Linked DNA regions of Homo sapiens: region 1 is linked to region 2. The links are chromatin contacts, found by Hi-C in ENCODE. All regions are on one chromosome and are shown on one strand. Each heading gives the region's core, a stretch centred on a gene start or an enhancer-like site at or near the end of the contact. The rest is flanking DNA. Distances are from core to core; before and after follow the strand shown.

The links. Hi-C counts contacts between places; a loop is a spot of excess contacts on that map.
Region 1: a loop to region 2 is called in a map of ovary, with 6 times the contacts of the local background. The contact joins the promoter of LINC02009 here to the promoter of LARS2-AS1 in region 2. A Hi-C loop is called at or near these places in 1 of 168 maps with a recorded cell type or tissue (ovary).

Annotation. Positions count from the first base shown.
Region 1 is chr3:46,419,951-46,426,995 of GRCh38, forward strand. It overlaps LINC02009 (long intergenic non-protein coding RNA 2009), which reads right to left and starts at 3,717. Exons shown (of 5, transcript NR_151704.1): 1 at 3,595-3,717; 2 at 2,735-2,848; 3 at 1,423-1,542.
Region 2 is chr3:45,506,044-45,512,440 of GRCh38, forward strand. It overlaps LARS2-AS1 (LARS2 antisense RNA 1), which reads right to left and starts at 3,502. Exons shown (of 4, transcript NR_048543.1): 1 at 3,314-3,502; 2 at 869-939. The region is part of intron 15 of LARS2 (leucyl-tRNA synthetase 2, mitochondrial); the gene reads left to right. RefSeq lists an enhancer at 1,881-2,747 and a silencer at 3,574-3,868.

The DNA.
Region 1 (7,045 bases), core at 2,467-4,966, 910 kb after region 2:
GCATGAGTATACCCTTGTGACTTCGGCAGCAGCCCAATGTAGTCTACTTGCCACCTGGTCAAGGGCACTTGCCCTGTTGTCACTTGTGTAGCACTGGACAGCTGCCTCCATTTAGGGTATGCCTGAGCACATGCCGGGCATTTCTGACAAGCCTCCCAAATGTCTTGCATGGGCAGAGACAGACCCCAACATTTATTGACTTGTTGCATCAGTTTACCCCCTGCATGTCCCAGTTTCCGGTGTAGCTACAAGGCCACATCTCATGTAGATGCCAACTCTAACCATCGGACCTTGGCCAAGGCTTCTGCCTCGTCATTGCTGGGGGTGGCCAGAGGCATATGGCCTGACAAATGATAAATAGTTACATCTTTGCAATGACCCATTTCCCAGAGGTCTTGCTACATGGGTTGGTGGCCCCAAATGGGTTGGTGGCCAACTAGCCAATTCTGTATTTTCCAAGTAGTTAAACACAAAGTTAGGCCTCCATAGACTGCCCAGCTATCGGTACGGATTACCATAGGTGTCTCCGCCTTGTTGATCACCATCCATACTGCTTTAAATTCAGCCCATTGACTACTTTGTCCACATCTGGTTTCAAACCATATGGTTTTGGTACTAAGTTGGACTGCAACACTGGTCCAAGCAGGAGTAGCACCTCGACTAGACCCATCTGTGTGCCATGCCCCATCAGGAATAGAGGGACGCCCTTCCTTAAATGGCAGTGGCTCAGGGTCAAGGGGTGCCTCAGGCCCCATGGCCTTCTCTTGCATTAGGACTGCAGGTCCCAAGACCTCTTGCAACTCTGCTGCTAATGGGCTTGTGCTCAGCGTACTCTGTTGCTCCAAGTAAGTGCCTCACTTTGCCAAAGTGGATGTCTGCACCATCCCAGTCTGGGGGGTCATTACACATGAATGCACCCATCCCGCTGTCAGGTAAGTCATCCACACTGTGACTGTAGCCCATCCTATCACTTCTCACAAGCCTGAAGGGCAGCATATACAGCTGCTAGCTATTTCTCTATCAAGGAATACCAGAGCTCAGCTCCTTTCCATAGTTGGGACCAAAAGCCTCCTGGCATTCTCAGGCACTCTGTGTGCTGCCACAGGCCCAAACTAAAACCATCTGTGGTCACATGCATATCCAGTTCAAATGGGCACCCCTTGTCAAATACCCACAGGGCTCGTGCCTGCTGAATAGCCCACTTGGCTGCCAGGAAGCCAGTCTCAGCCACATCAGCCCAATCCCAGATTGCTCCCTTCTTTGTTAACTGATACAATGGTTTTATCATTTGAGCTAAATGAGGCAGGAATGTCCACCAATATCCCAGGAGGCTCACAAAAGTTTGCAGCTGCCTCACCGTGGTGGGCCAGGGATATGCCTAAATTTTGTCAATGATAGCCTCTTGTATGGCCTTCATCTTACCCGACCAGATAACTCCCAAGAATTTAGCAGGTAATCCAGGCCCTCGGACCTTGGATTTGTTGATGGCCCAACTGCATGCTGCCAAATGTTGCCACAAGAGGGGTGCCACTGCTTCTAAATCTGCAAGAGAATCAGAGGTTAACATAATATCATCAACGTAATGGAACAAGTGGACTCCCTTTGGACATTTTCAGGCTGTTAAATCCATGGCAACAAGACCATGACATATGGTGGAGCTATGCACATAGCCCTGCAGCAACACTGTGAAAGTCCATTGTCATCAAGGCAAACTGTTCCTGGCTCTCTAGAGCAAGGTCAACTGAGAAGAATGCATTGGCCAAGTCCACCACATAGTGGTACTGTCCTAATTCCATTGTCGAGTGGTTCATCAAATCCATGATAGATGGCACAGCTTCCAAGCCATGTAAAATATCCACCTCCAGAATGTATTCAGGTATGGGAGAGACATACACAGTGTATAAGCAAGGAGCCAAGTGGCCAATGCCAAGGTACAGAGATACAGGTTTCACTTTCACTGACTGGCCTCCGTAACCTTTAATATATGCAGATTTGCCCAAAAACTTAACTGGGTTCCCATAAACAAGGCTACAATCTATGCCAGTATCTACCAGCACCAGCACCCACTGTACATTGGTGGGGGACCAGTGGATTGCCAATTCCACATGTGGCCTCTGGTCATCTGGTGTCCCCCCAAGCCAGACACCTTTGGCCAGTTCCCTAGTTGAACAGAAAAGGCTCTACATTTCCACCTGGCTGCAGCAAGTAGTCTCTGAGCTGGGTAGGACCAGGTCACACAGCAATGCCTTTCTCCCCTTTGGGCATTTTCCGGAATTGCTGCCCTGCATACAACTGTCTCCGCAAAGTTAGGAGTATTTCATTGGGCTGCTTATCAATTTTCTCTCAGTCAACCCCAGCCAAAATCAAATCTATCCACATCTGTGAGCGTGTCACTCGTTGGGGCCCCCTTTTTTTATGGGGGAGCCCCCTGTGGGTGGGGTAACTTCCCCTTCTTTATGGTGTGGACCCTCCAATCCCCCTGAAGGCCTTCTGCTTCCCTGAGAGCCGCCATGGCAGTGGTTACTTCATGTATGCGGTGCCCTACGTATGGGGTGAGGACAGCAGCTAGGGAGCCAAAGGGGCTCAGGAGCATCAAACCCAACATGAGATCCCTCATGTGGGAGGTGAAACATTTATCATCTGGCCCTCAGGTATTCAGGACAAACATAGCCTGCCGCATACCCATCTCCCGAATGACTTACACCAAATTGGCATATGACTGCCATTTACTCACAGTTTTGGGCATTTCACCAGCATTATTCCACACAGTTCATATGGCTGCCTGTAGCCACTCAGTCAGGGTGTGGTCTCCTTGCGCTGCCACTAACCACCTGCTCACTTGCAGCCGCTGACAGAGAGAGGGGTGAGTCATGGTGGAGGCCAGCTTGTCCATCTCAGAGGTGGAATGGGAGATACCATCTGCTCCCTTGTTCCACAGACGAAGCATCCAGGCAGGCAGGGGTTCCCCTGGACACTGGCAACACTGCTTGCCTAATTCCTGCAACTCAGTTGGGGTACAGGCAATATACGAAATGTGTTGCATTATGGTGGGGAGTCCCTGAGTCCACCCTTGGAGCCCCAGTGGCTGTTCATGATCTACCTTCTGTCAGACCACCGGGTGAGCCCGCAACAGGGGTTCTTCCTCCTTGGTATGAAACTGAGTGGGGATCTCCAGACAAGATGATGGACCCAGGCCTGCATTCATGGTAGCCTCTAATTCCTTTTCCAAGCTCTGAAGCCACACCTCCAGGCATCCTGCCTGCACCTGGAGGTCCCCATTCATGGCAGCCTCTAATTATTTTCCAGATCGGTGTAGCCAGACCTCCAGTCTGCATCCCTCAGGGACTGGGTGTGTACTTTTCTTAGCACAGTTAAAAATGCCCATCCAACTCTGCCAGCAAAGGCTCTCTCCTTCTTGGTGCTCTGCACTTCCAGCTGCTTCAGCGCCTTCTCCATGCTCATGGGGGACCCATCTACTGCCACCCAGGTTTCCACTCAGGCCCACCCTCACAGCACGGCTACCACCGGGTACCACAACCCATGTTGTGGTCACATGGCCAACCTGGAATCAGCAGGGACCGAAGGCTCACTTACCTTAGGATCCTGTTCGTGATGCCAATTGTCAGGTTCTAGCCCAAACTAAAGTCCAAGGGGAGTTGGTGGGTGGGTGGCAGGTAACTGGAAAAACACTCGAGTAGGCGGTTTCGACATGGCTTTATTCTCTCTCTGGGTGCAAGCCATATGTAGTGTCAGCAGGGTAATTTTACCTTTTACAGACAATAGTGGCTTTGAGCCAAGCACGTGCTCATATGAGTGGTCACCTAATGCACCTCACATGGCATGGTTACATAATGTGTGGAGTTGTGTGCCTGCCTCCAAACCCACTGAGTCATGCTGCACCAGAAGGCTGCCTCGGCCTACTCCTGACTAAAGCACAACCATCTCCCTTAGAGTGGGCTAAATCTACTGCTATTTATACTATTAGAAATTTTAACACAGAAGTTTTAAATATTTACATTGTTAATTGATTTTGAAATAATAAGCCCATTACAGGTTAACATAATTAACATACTTTTATTAAAAATATCTGTATTTTTTAAAAGAAAAAAAATTAGCAACAACAGTGATCCTTGGAATCGTCCCACCTCAGCCTCCCAAGTAGCTGAGACCACAGGCGCACATCACCATGCGAGCTAATTTCTATATTTTTTGGTAGAGATGGGATCTTGCCATGCTGGCCAGGGTGGTCTCGAGCTCCTAAGCTCAAGTGATCCTCCTGCCTCGGTCTCCCAAAGTGCTGAGATTACAGGTGTGAGCCACCACTTCTGGCCAGAAGCTGGATTCTCTGTCTTGTTCTCCATCCAATCTGTTAGACTGTCAAATGCCAAATAACCTTTGGAAAATTCTACTCGTAAAATAAGGAGAGAGATAAATAACTTCTGAGTATCATCATTAAAATAGTTTGACCTCATGGACCCACTGGGTCCCATGTGGAGAATAGCTCTAAGCTAAAGAGTAGAATGGCTGGGAGGGGACATAAACATTCAGCCCATAGCTGCTGACCACAATAACACATTTTAAGTCTCTTCCTCTCCTGCTCCTTGTGATTGCAGACAGACTCAATCTGTAGGAGAGCTGTAGAGAGAACAAGCTCAAGCCCCTGATTTTGCCTACAAAGAAAGCTGAGCCCAGCAAAGTTAAGGGACTTACCCAAGGTCACACAGCCACACAGCAGAGCTGGGGCTGAGCTCCAGGTGTCCTGCTACAGAGGCCACTTCTTTCTCCCACTAGGGACTGGCCTGTGATTACTTCAGAAAACAATGGTCAGCTAACTGATTCTGAACGCCCTTTGCTGGTAAAAGCTAATCTCCTGAGGAAAAATGTATGCATTGGCTGGGCGCAGTGGCTCAAGCCTATAATTCCAGCATTTTGGGAGGTGGAGACAGGTGGATCACTTGAGGTCAGGAGTTTAAGACCAGCCTGGCAGTCATGGTGAAACCCCGTCTCTACTAAAACTACAAATATTAAGCTCGGCATGGTGGCAGGCACCTGTAATCCCAGCTACTGGAGAGACTGAGGCAGGAGAATCGCTTGAACCCAGGAGGCGGAGGTTGCAGTGAGCCGAGGTCGCACCACTGCATTCCATCCTGGGCAACAGAGTGAGATTCTGTCTCAAAAAATAATAATAGTAAAATAAAAATAAATAAAAAAATAAGTATGCATCACCTCAGGTGGTCAGTCAGCTTTCCCAAGACCCCAAAGCACACAATGTTCTTTCTGGTATGAGTGACATGGGGTTCACAGCACCACAAAGTCCATGACTTTTCCCTCAGAAGTGAATGCATGGCTAATTATTTTGTATTTTTTGTAGACATGGAGTTTTGCCATGTTGCCCACGCTGCTCTCAAATTCCTGGACTCAAGTAATCCACCCACCTCAGCTTCCCAAGGTGCTGGGATTACAGGCATGAGACACCGCATGACCTGCACCTATAGTCCCAGCTATCAGGAGGCTGAGGTGGGAGGATCACCTGAACCGGGGAAGTTGAACCTGCAGTGAACTGTGATCGCTCCGGTGCACTCCATCCTGGGCAACAGAGTGAGATCCTGCCTCAAAAAAAAAAAAAAAGTGAACACACATGCTGGGGAAGAGGCCTGCAGGCACCCCTGCCAGTTCTGCACCAGAGCACACTGTAGCAGCCCTGCTGTGATGCAGGAAGCAGCTCCAGGTCCTGCAGTCTGAAGCATGGAGCCTGAAGCCTGGAGCCCCCCATCCAATGCTGCGCCATGCTCACCAGTATCCCCCAGCATCAGCACCGAGGCACCAGCTGCAGATAAATTTCTCACCTAAAATGTTGAGAGATGTTGCTAAACTGTCCTTCTAAGGGTATGTATAATAATACGGTCCTGCCGATACTGAATAAGACTATCTGTTTCATTACATCCTCACAATACTGAATATCATTAGCAACTTGAATTTTAAATTGTGCTAATCAATGAAAATGATTGCCTAATTACTAGTGAGTTGAGGTTATTTAACATTAATACTCCTTCTGATGAAATATTTTGCATTTATCACATTTTACATAAATTCTCTCTATATAATTAGCACTAGAATGTCCGACTTGGTTTTCATTGTTCCTCACCTGTTTGGAAACACATTAAGAATGAGGGAGAGAATGGATGGGGACTCACCTAGGGATGCATGGAGCTGGTCGGCAGCCACTCTGAGGCCCTCTTAACACTTCCCCACCACACACTTAATTTCCCCTGGTTTGTCCATAGATACATCCAACAATTTTTATGTAAATAAGAAAGACTCAGCTTTCAATGGAAAATGGTAGGTTGGATTTTATGACTGAAGTGGCAAAAAGAAATAAGGGATTTTATTATGGGGGAGGTCCAAACCCTGGTGAAAAACGAAATTCATTGAAATTGTTTGAAAATTCAAGGATTAAATCAGATTATTTTGGATTCAGTAGGAATTAGATTACTTTAAAGCCCCAGGATACTTTATTCTGTAGAATGCATGGAAAGTATAGAAAAGAGAAACAAAGAGGGAAAGTCATGGCTAATAACCTGGAAGGGGTAAATAGGGAGCCAAAGGCCTGTGGGACGTAACCAACTCAGCATTCCACTGGAGGCTTTATGATCAAATAGCAAGCTATTTATCATGAATGCAGGATGTGGGCAAACTCACGACTGCTCCCACTGCCAGAAGGTTTGCTGAGGGCAATCACTTCCTGGCACCGAGCTCCTTGAGGTTATCTACTGGGACATCTGGAGAATGCAGTCTTGCAAGCCTACTCTGGACCCAGCAGCTGACCCCTTCTTCCATGCCCCTCTTCCTGCTATCTCTTTTGCCTAATAAATATGGAGGGCTGTGTAAAGCTCAGGGCCCTTGTCCACTAGAGGCAAACTGCCCGCTGACCCCTTCTTCCAAATATGCTCTTTTGTCTCATGTCTTTTATTCCCGCTTTCACCCCACTTTGTTCAGTCCCCCTAGGTCCGTGTGGGTTACATAGTGGCGCCCTGAACAGCGACAG
Region 2 (6,397 bases), core at 2,252-4,751:
TCAACATTAAGGAACAACTATATGGTGTAAATTGAAATAGACCTATGGAGTTTTGTTTTTTTGAATCTGTTTTTAAATTCTGTTCAAGATTCCGTTCCATGCTTTCCTCCTCCAAAAGAGACTTATTTTAATTACTGAAAAGGCTGACCTTTGAGGAAGGTACAGAAAGTCATCTTAACTGTTACTCAGTGCTGCTGTCAGCATTACTCTTGTTGGATCACATCAGGGCAGCAACAGCCTCTGAAAACTCTCCCGGTGCATTACCTCTTTCTTAGAGGTGTATTGGTAAACCAGTCAGCCACACATGAAATGAAAATCACCCACTTTCTGAGATGAGTAATTTGGAATTCTACAGTCAGAATTTTTGAGAGCCTCCAAACAACTTTATCAAGCTGGGCTGGGAGGAAAAATTGAGACCTGTCAACCACATGTGTATTTCTGAAATCTGTATAAATCAGGATTTCCTAGTCTAGTTCTGTATTCCTTTTGATTAGCATTGTAATTTCAGGAGGCTATTTGAGATGATAGTACAGCTATTCCATTTTAGTTTAACATTTCTGAGCCCCTCAGCCCTTGTCTCAAGTAGCAGCTGTGAAACAGGAATCCAAAGACCTCTGTCCATGTTCAGTGGTGCCCCTGATTAGCTGTGTGGACAAGAAGCTGAACTCCTTTGGGTCTCAGTGGCCTCATATGTTAGGAACTCAGTTATCTCTGAGCACTCTTTTCACTCTGATTCTAATTTCTTCAAATACAGACAGCAAAGGTTTATGTATATCTAATCATCTTTCCTGTTTTGTAAGAGTTGTGGACATTTTTTTTCATCACCTGCACAGTTAGGCTTGCAGTTTGTACTTTAAGGTCTCCTTACCTTACGTAAGAGGCTGGCCTCCAAGTTAAGTGTGCCACCACACAGGACAGCAGGTGCCTTAGTTGTGTGATCTGAAATACCAAGTTAATGATTAACCGGGAATTAATGTAAGCAGGAAACCCACAAAAGAAGATATCCAAATGATTAATAAACATTTTATCACACTATAAAATAATAAACATCTTACACTGTAAAATGTTTCCGTCCCAGCACGATGGCTCACACCTGTAATCCCAACACTTTGGGATTGCAAGACAGGAAGATCATTTGAGTGCAGGGGTTCGAGACCAGCCTGGGCAACACAGCAAGACCCCATTTCTATGATTTTAAAAAAAAAAATTTCCCTCACTGGCAAATATAAATTATTCAGCAGTGAGATGCCATCTTCCATGTAGTAAGGAAGCTAGCATAAGAGCAGCTCTCATATATTGCAGGAAGTAGCTTGGAACAATCTTTCTGAAAAGCAGTTTGGCAATACATAGTGAGAGCCTTAAAACTATTCATTTTTGGGTGCACTAATTGCACTGCTAAAAATCTATCCTAAGGAAATAATCAGAAATGCAAACTTATGCACCAAGATGTTCATGTAAGTGTTATTTCAAGTAGCTAAAAATTTGGATACAATCTAAATGCCCCAAAATGCTGAGACAGGGTAAATAAAGTATAATCCATCTACGTGGAGCACACTTATACAACACTTTCAATTAAATTACAAAGAATGTTTAATAACATGGAGAAATTCATCTGAAGTAATGAGAAATAGAAAAAGCAAGATACAGCTTGGTTATCTTTGTCTTTATATATACAAGCACATATATACACATACTCAAAGCAAGAGAAAAGACTTGAAAAACTCATGCCAACATGTTAACACTAGCTATCTCTGGGTGGTGAGCCCAATATACTTCTGATTTTTTCCAGATTTTTTACAATGATTGTGTAACTTTATCATTTACAGTATGGTATATATTCCAAAGAAGGAAAATATGCTGAGCCTCCTGCTGTGGTTGTGGGTGTGGGGTAGGATCAGCTTTCAGCTTCCCTCCTTCCGGTGGTTAGCACCAGGTTGAAAGAGAGGGGGCACATTAGAGCGTGGGAACATGTCATGGCCCATCTTCACTGAATGAGATCAGGAAGCCTTTTCTCTCCCTTTGTGGGAGACCGCTGTAAACATGGAATCTTGTCACTTTTTGTTGTAGCTCTGTAATGCAACTTAGACACTAAATTCCCCAAACTGAATTTCTCCCTTCAGTTTGGAATCAACAGAAAGTGGTGGCTGTCAGAAGCAAGCAGCTGCTCAGGGAGCTCCCATGAGAAGGGCAGGCCGCCTGCTGACCGTGGAGAGCACAGCAAGCCCCTATCCACAGAGCTTTCTTCTCTGTTACTCTGATCATGCCAGAAACGGGGCTACTGGGAAAAGGAACAGGAAGGGAAGAGAAGCTTTACTTGGGTCCTGCTGTATTAGTAAACCCTCCTTCTGCGCCACTAACTGGCTGCTAGGAAATGGGAATGGTGATATTTCAAGAATGAGCCATGGCTAATACTTAGAAACTAGGCTAATTATGTGACATGATGGCCCTGGGCACAGAACAAGGAAGAAGAGGAAGGTAAACTTAGTCTGATTTAATGAAAAGTCCAATTTGGAGACCATTTTCAGAGATCTATGGCCTTCAAAGATCTGCAGCCTGGCAGGCCACTCTCGCACCAGGTCAGGGGAGTGGGCAGCAGGCTCTCTGGGGCTTCATGAATAGGTAAATGTCATCTGCAGCAAGAAGGTGGGGCTCTGATACATCCTGATATTCTTTGCTCATACTGTAATTAGCACATTCCTTGTATATAGTGATTTTTTTAAGAGCACTTAACATGGCCAATCAATCAATGTTCTGAATTTCCTTGTTTATCCTAATAATTAGCAACTCCCTTCCTTCCCTCCCTTCCTCCCTCTCCTCCCTCCCTACCTTTCCTCCCCTCTTTCCCTGCCTCCCTCCCTTCCTTCTTTCCTTCTTCCAAGTGGGACAAATGTGGCCTTCAATGCCCAGCAGCTATCAGTTGTTGCAATTTCTGAGTTAGTGCAGTCTAAACTAATGAAGAAATTGTGAAGATCTCCCCCCAGTTTTCATCACTGTGCTTACATATAGCTGTGCTTCAGTGCAAGCAAGCATGATCTACCTCCAGGGATGTACCGAAGGAGTAGGAAGAAAGCTGACTCAGAAATCCAGGGCCTTCTTCAAGGCAGAGGCCCTGCCTAATACTCCCGCGTTTGATGGTCCCTGAGTCAGAACGGTTTGTTAGTGGTTTAGAGTTGCAGATTTTCCACTCACTTATAAAGGCCCCTGCTGTGCACAGTCACTATGATGAATGAATAACTCAGTTGCATACGCAAGTCTGTTCCCAAGTACCATCTGTTGAGTGAATGAATGAGTGAACAAAAGGGAAACACATTACCCCAATTGTGAATCTGAATAATGAACTTGGCAATGTGATGTGATCTCTGCTCCAGCAGGCCTGGGTTCCAAGTCCAGCAGGGCCCTTGATGTCCTTTGTCCTTCATTCCTGTGCACCTTGCGCCTCCAAATCACATTTGGTACGTCTTTCTTGTAGTGCTGATGGTTATTTATGAGCATGTCCTGGGCTGCCTGTTCTTATTGTAAGCTCTCCAATTAATTGCCTAGTGCTGTGTACCCAATTATCATGTAAATACATGTTGAATGAATAAACAAGTGTGACTCATTCAGAGCTAAACTACGCATGAGAGTAGACATGGCCAGCTTCAGCCAAGAGTGAAAACCAGATTCCCAACTCCCTATAGCCCATTCCCTGGCTCCCTGGAAAAGTGGAGGGAAAACACTTGGGAATGAGCAGGATTCTAGGAGCTGGGAAGCGCCCCTTTCCCCACTGGGAAATTCCATGTGAGCACTCATCGGGGCATTCCCCTGCTCTCATTCTCTTGCTTCAGCTGCTTGGGATCTTTCAATGCACCCCTCCCTGCAAAAAGATGGTGGCACTAGCTGGAAAGTATAGCATCCAGTGCCCCACTTCACTCATTTCTTTCTTCCCTCCTCTCTTGCCTCCACTTTGTCCTACTCACATTATCCCCCACCCCTGCTGCTGGTAGGTTTATTCATCCACTGAAACAAGCTTGATTGAGTTCAAGGCAATTAACATTACTGAGCATCTGTTAGGAACTGGAGACTGAGAGTGGCCTTTAAGGATTTTCAAGGCCAGGAGCAGTGGCTCATGCCTGTAATCCCAGCATTTTGGGAGGCCGAGGCAGGAGGATTGCTTGAGCTCAGGAGTTCAAGACCAGCCTGGGCAACATAGTGAGACTTCATCTCTACCAAAAATACAAAAAATTAGCTGGGTGTGGTAGTGCGCGCCTGTGGTCCCAGCTGCTTGCAGGGGTAAGGTGGGAATATCACTTGAGCCCAGGAGACTGAGGCTGCAGTGAGCTGTGATTGTGCCACTGCACCCCAGCCTGGGTGACAGAACAAGACCCTGTCTCAAAAAAAAATCATCCTCCTACTCCTCACAGGAGAAAGACAGGCAAGCAGCTTACCTAAATACACAATAAAATGTAATAGCTGCTAGATACAATTACAGGCACTACACAGGATGCATCAGGAAGGAAAAAACAACTAATTCTAATTCTGACCAGGAGATACCTTCTCAGTGGAGATGGCATTTGAGTTGAGCCAGGAAGGAGGACTAGAGTTTTGATAACAGTTTGGGAAATGGCGTGAGTAAAGACGTGGAAGCACATGCAGGCAACATTTGAAAGAGCAGAGGGAGTGGCAGGGGACAGGGAGAAGTCCTGGATGGCTATGCGGAGGAATTTGGACTTGATTGGGAGGAGGAGCTCTTCAAATATGACTGCACTCTTTCTTTTCCTCCCTCACAGCTCTGAGAGTTGTCAGGCATTGGTTTGGTTCAGTGATCGTAAACAGGCTGGCTCCCCAAGGGCAGAGATTGCTTTGCCCAACATTATATCCCCAGTGCCTAGCTCAGTGCCAGGCACATAGCAAGCACTCAAGAAATACCAAAGAAATAAGTGATACATTTCACATAATAACTCTGTGCTTTCTGATTATATGGTACGAAGAAGAATTCAGAGACTCGTTCTGAGCACCAGGAGTGCTGCTGTCGATGAATGGTGTCTGGGTGGTTGTAGGCAAGGGCACTGGGGATAGTTGGCTAGGTTTTGCCATCCCTGCTCTAGATGATCCATCTGAGATGGCCCCTGCTGCACTGCAACCCTCAGAGAAGACAGTCCAGAAGAGCTTCAACTGTCAAGTTTCATTGTTGGAAGCTTTCAGACATTAGGATATATTCATGTAACTAGCAGGTCTTGGTGTGGGTGCACTGCTGAGGACCTGCCTGCCAGTTCTGGGGAAAGCCTCCCATGTGGACATCCCCTGAGAGCTCTCACTAAGAAATGGCTACAAGCGGGTTAGAAACAGGCAGATGAAATAATAGTGTTAGCAGTCAGGCTATAGGGGCCCATAGTGAGGAGACAGTGCCTAGAAGCGGATGGAAGGTTGATTTCACGTTCTGCTAATTGGGCTGAATGCCAGTTACACAAGTGTGTTTTATATTGTGAAGATTCATCATTATACCGCTAGGACTTACACTTTTCAATATGTGTGCTATACCTCAACAGTTTACCTTAAAAAAAAAAAAGTTATAAAAGACGAGGCAAAAGTTGCAGCCTTAGGCTGAACAGCTGGGGTTAGTCAGTTTTTCGCAGGTTGCAATTCTGTCCGTTCTCGGAAGGTGGCAGTGTTGTGCCACTTGATAAAATACAAGACCTAAGAATAGGATTCCTTGGATTCCCAGCCCCTTCTTGAGGCTTAATGCTGCTGATTTTTTTTTTTTTTTTTTTTTTTGGAGACAGAGTCTCGCTCTGTCTCCCAGGCTGGGGTGCAGTGGCGTGATCTCGGCCCACTGCAACCTCCGCTTCCTGGGCTCAAGCAACCCCTGCCTCAGCCTCCCAAGCAGCGGGGACTACAGGTGCGCGCCCCCACACCTGGCCAACTTTTTGTATTTTAGTAGAGACGGGGTTTCACCATGTTGCCCAGGCCAGTCTCAAACTTTGAGCTCAGGCAATCCACCTGCCTCGGCCTCCCAAAGCGCTAGGATTACAAGCGTGAGCCACCGCGCCTGGCCAATGCTGCTGATTTTGATCATCCTACCTATCTTTATCTTTGAATCCAGATCATTCTCTCCTAACTTTTGCCCTAAAAACACCTTTAAAAATTTACCTTGAGCAACCAAAGCCATGTACTGGTGATGTTTGTGGGGAACATCACTGGATCTCCAGGAAATGAGTGCTCCTACCTGATACCCTGAACACGAAATACTTAACGTGTGTTATCAGCAGATATCGCCATGAATCATTCTTTGAGTTTGGAATAGGTCTTGCTGAAATGCCTCAAAATTGAATCAGGCAGATTCTTAAGAATAAACAACTGCAAATTTGCAATAATTTCAGTATGAAGGTCAACCTGTTCTTATCCTCTTATGAGAAAAAGT